2 separate regions of the Mus musculus genome follow, and region 2 is linked to region 1. Evidence: chromatin loops called from intact Hi-C (ENCODE). Cell type or tissue: heart. All regions are shown on one strand.

Region 1 (2,500 bases):
GGATGGCTTTGGCCAATGAAGAAAGTGCCATCTTAGGGATGCTTTGATTTGGTTGAGCAGGACTGAATTCCTGAGATGGCCTGGAGTTGGGAAAAAGCTCCCCTGGGGACTTCAGATGCCTGGACAAACAAATATTTAGGAGCGAGGCTTTGAACAAGAACTATGTCAAACTGACCCTGCATAGCGGCAGGCAACCCACTGTGTGGAAGAGAAAGCGGATTTCTCTACACGAATGGCTCTAAAGTCTACTGTTGGTGCAGTGGAGTGCTCTCAAAAGCTACTGATGAGTAACTTAGTTATTGCCAAATTAATAATAATAATAATAATAATAATAATAATAATAAAAAGCTTAGTTATTCCCAAAACAATGCTGTATGCTCTTATGTCACACACAAAATTGCAAATGTAAACTAGATGGGCTACTTGAATACTTAGGGGGCTAAGACAAGATTTCAAATATGAGGCCAGCTTAAGCTACATAGTGAAACCTGGACTGAATACCAAACATAAAAAACAACATACCAAATGTGGCTCAGCCTGAGAAACAGTTTCTATTCAACGTTTAAAAACTTCAGATTTAACTAAGGGAAGAAGACTGTGAACACAAGGCGTAATTAATAAAAGAATCCGATGAAAACACTACAGGCTATCACAGACTCCAAAGTTCCTAATAAAAGGTCCTCATGTCCTAGGTTCAAGTCCCCACACCCACATAACAGCTCATAACTGTCCATAAATTCTAGCTCCAGGGGACTCTACATACTCATTCATGCATCCACTGCAGGTAAAACACCAATACATATAAAACAAAAAAATTTTTAAAAGGTCCTCCTGAAACTGTCTTATTTCCCAAATTGTTCCTGGCAAATCCCTGGGTCTTTTAAAGAACTCAAAGAAGGATTCTGGCAGCCAGCTAGCTCCAACTGCTCCCCACTGAAGTTCCATGCGCGCCACCTAGTGTCACCTGTTAGAACTGAACGGGATCAGAAGAAAGTGAGATGGAGCAGAGGGGGCGATTTAAATAAGGCCACAGGTGAGTCTGGTTTGTGACCATCCTAGATCTAGGGATCAGATGGCCTGATTCGGAGTCTTCTCACCTGGCAATAGGCTCAACACTTTGGAAATCAGGATTCCTAACAGCTGAACAGTTCGAAAAACAAAGCCCAAATCTCCCAGAGCCCCAGGAACCCCCAGCCCTTAACATACTGAAATAATATTTGCATGCTATTACAGTCTTTAAGTCATGTGAATGACAGAGAAAGGAATGTCTGGGTCTCCATAGGCACCGTGTCTGCTCCTCTTTATGACAACTGTCCCCAAACCAGCTGCACATGTAATCAAATTAGTCCTACAACCAGCTGCAATGATTCAAAGTCATCAGCCTTAACTCTGCCCTAGAGTTTCCTGCCTTCAGCCTTTGTTAGAAGATGCAAGTCTGACACCATCTGGAGACCCGTTGCAAGGAAGCGGCCAGTGGAACCAGTTAAGTGGCCTTCAGTTTTCCAGATAGAGTTGCAGCTTCAAGGTGACTTTCTGCCAGTGATTCTCCATATGGTCTACACATTAGAAACTGCCGGAGGAAGTTTTAAACCACACTTGGGTAGCAGGCTTCTTCCTGTTGTTTTGGCTCCCTCTGTTATTCCGATGTACAGACGACTGGAACGGAAGCTAACAAGCTACAGATGACTTCAAGATTCTCTTACAGCCCATCTGAAAACCATTCATTTGCAAAGAGCCACAGATAGACTCAAAAGTCAAAGGAAAAAGGCCAGGTGTGGTGGCTCACGTCTATAATCCAACCCTCGGGAGGCAGAGGCACGTGGATCTTTGTGAATTTGAGACCTGCTTGGTCTACATAATGAGTTCCAGGACTGCCAGGGCTCTAAGGGGATGCCCTCTTTCAATAAACAAACAAACAAACAAACAAACAAGTGAAAGAAGCAGGTAGCAATGAAGAGAAGAGAAAAAGAAATGTAAGTCACGTGATCTGCTCTCATTTTCTCATTCCCATGTTTAGTTTCTTGACTCCTCTACTCAAATCACGTATGACGGATCAACACATAATAGTAAGCAGACCTTCTAGCTCCAAAAGTAATCCATGACACTTCTCTAAGGAAGTGGAGGTCTGGAGAACAGTGGATAACTAGACTCTACTCGTGTTGAGGCCGGTGGAGTAGGGGAATTCTCTGAAGGAAGAGGAGAGGAAGGTCAAATGTAAAGGTCACATTTTGGGAGATGGAACTTACTCAAGGGACAAATGGGAGCCAGTGTGAGAAGGAATGAAAAGGGGTTAGAACGCTTTAGAGGTGGCCAGCCCAAGAGACCCCCTCCCATTCCCTTGTATATACTTAGATTCCACATGCCAGTGTCTCTCACAGTTACGATTGCCTGCCTTGCTCCAACAAGGTACCTCATCTTTAATATCAGTGGCTTACTGATAGCTGGTTTCCCAAAAATTCTAGTTCTTTTTCTTAAAGGAGTTTTCTAATATTTTATCCTC
Region 2 (2,500 bases), 48 kb before region 1:
CCCTCCCTTTCTCCCAGTAACAGAATTCTAACGGAAAAACTGGCTCTTCCTAAGGTTATACCAGTCTCTTGGTCTTCAGAACTCTACTGGGACACTGGCTGGACTCTGCAGATTGGGACTTCACCTCTATACTTGTGTGAGACCATTCCTTATATAATATATATTTATGTATCTAGAGATTTTATTTCTTGGAGAGCCAGGACTAATACACTGCCTGTGAAACTCTGTAGTTTGCCACCTTGTCTTATAAGAAGGCTAAGAAATGCTGTTCTTAATGGTTCGTTCTATAGATAACTCTCTTACGGAGCATTAGCTGTTCCAACATGGGACCAGGGACTTGTGTCACAAACGTGCCTGATGCCTTGTGAGACAGTTTTGCACACATAATCTAATCTTGGGTCTATTGCTGCCCAAGCCCTTAGCCAGGCTCATTTAACAACAGTTTATAGATGTTGACTGCAAGTGTTCCCTGACATCTCACACAGTGGGCAGCAGCAGCCTGGCTGTCAGCACTTGCAGGTCAGATTCAAATTTGCATCTGAACTCTTCCAGGAGTAATTCGCTTTTGTTTTGCTTGTTTTGCAAGTATAAAGGTTGATACTGAATTGGAAATCTACTGTATGCATTTGCATTCTCTTGATATTCTTTTAAATCCCGCTACATTTGTCATTGCCTCCTCTCTCTCTCTCTCTCTCTCTCTCTCTCTCTCACACACACACACACACTATGGCTTCTCTGCCTACTTTATAAAAGTCTTAGTCTGTATCCTCTGGCATTTTTAAATGAATAATTATAGATTGTTTATAGCCATCACAGAAAACCCTCAGAACAGAGCCAATGCTGTACGGCAAGGCTGAGTATCTGATAATACTTCACTAACCTACAACAAGTAGATCAAAGAGAGCTTAAGAAAGACTTTTTCTTTCAAGATTTTTAATTTTATGTTATGAGTATGAATATTTTGCCTGAGTAAATGTCTGTGCACCGTGTGCATGTAATGGCCAAGAAGGCCAGAAGAGGGCATCGGATCCCCAGGGACTGGAATTATAGACAGCTGTGAACCACCCTATGGGTGCTGGAAATCAAACCTGAGTCCTCAGGAAAAGCAACCAGTGCTCTTAAACACAAAGCTATCTCTCCAGCTGCAAAACGAGATGTTGTGATCTACGTGTTCTGCCTGGGTCTTTCTTGTGTAAGAAAAAAGAAAGCAAACAAAACAAAAAAGAAAGCTGTTGGGCTGGAGAGATGGCTCAGTGGTTAAGAGCACTGACTGACCTTCTTAAAGGTCCCAAGTTCAAAACCCAGCAACCACATGGTGGCTCACAACCATCCATAACAAGATCTGACTCCCTCTTCTGGTGTGTCTGAAGACAGATGCAGTGTACTTACATATAATAAATAAATAAATATTTTTAAAAAAAAAGAAGAAAAGAAAAAAAAAAGAAAGCTGTTGAAGTTACTTAAGTGCACGCATATATATTCTCCAAATCCCTGTTTGTTTTTCTTTCTGTAGCATCACAAATGGCAAAGCTAGCTGTAATTTCAGAGTGTTTTCCCCAATTTAGTTCATATTCCTGTTAGACTGTAGCCACATTTGGGCAAAGTGGATAGCCCTAACTTTGATTGTAATAATCACCAACGATTTGCACAGGTTTCTAAAGATAAATTTGGGAAGGTTTTGCCTTGACATACTCAACAAATCTCTGAAACAAGCCGTAACAACTGTTTCCAAGCAGTTGTTATAGATGTTGGTTTTTCTAGACCTTAAGGGGGAGAACACTTATAGCTATGGCGTTTAGTATGGCAGCCTTGCTGAGCCTAAATAAAATGCACCCAGGAGTGCCTGGAGAGAGCTGCACTTCCTGTACGCAGCATGTATGCTTAGAGAAAAAGATCAGGAAGCAAAAGTGAATTCATGGCTTCCTATAATTCTTCATGTACCATTAGCATTATGTGATATTACTTTTAAGTATGAATGTTCTAAATGTCCCAAAAGTATGTGAGTTACCCACAGGACCAAGATGGAGATGATGCCCCAGTATGACCTGTCCAGACTGCCAGAAAACACAGCATTGAAACAGCAAACGTTGCCCACCCAGCAGCTAAATCTATCTGCCTCGGTGGTCCTCTCTATCTTTTTCATCACAGGAGGATTCTGCCTCTCTATAGGCATCATCCTTCTGTTGTCTGCAAAGAGCACCAAGAAAATTGAGGTTTGTCCAGTGTTAAGTTTTTAATTTCCAAAGATTTTCAGTTTGGGACTATAAACGGGAGCGATCACTTTAAGGACATAGCCCCTCCACAGGAAACTAGATATGACTGGATCCACCCAACTTTGGGCTGGCAGGGGATGTAGACAGGAAGAGCCCACAGCGGTGACTTCACTCATTCCTACTGTCATGTTGGTCGTCTCTGGCCACAATTATGTACAAGAGCCTGGCCAAATCAGATGACTGTAAAGAAGTGAGCAAGCAGCAAACAGGTGAAAGAAGAGAGGCAA

The links. A loop is a pair of places that touch in the nucleus more often than their neighbours do. Peaks named below come from ENCODE experiments on the same cell type or tissue, not always from the same donor. Only the 100,000 strongest peaks of a DNase experiment are listed, where the experiment ranks them.
Region 2: a loop joins it to region 1, with 2.0 times the contacts of the local background. A loop is called at or near these places in 7 of 42 quality-filtered maps.

The regions. Positions count from the first base shown.
Region 1 is chr16:57,242,527-57,245,026 of GRCm38, reverse strand. No RefSeq gene overlaps it. Among named protein-coding and RNA genes, the nearest start is that of Tbc1d23, 12 kb to the right of the region's middle. In heart, a CTCF peak has its summit at 956 (motif pointing left); a DNase peak (open chromatin) is centred at 966.
Region 2 is chr16:57,290,429-57,292,928 of GRCm38, reverse strand. Tmem30c (transmembrane protein 30C) reads left to right here and starts at 78. Exons shown (of 8, transcript NM_027651.1): 1 at 78-134; 2 at 1,997-2,213. The coding sequence starts at 2,022. The region is part of intron 3 of Gm26800 (a long non-coding RNA gene); the gene reads right to left. In heart, a CTCF peak has its summit at 1,011 (motif pointing right); no DNase peak of the experiment used is centred here.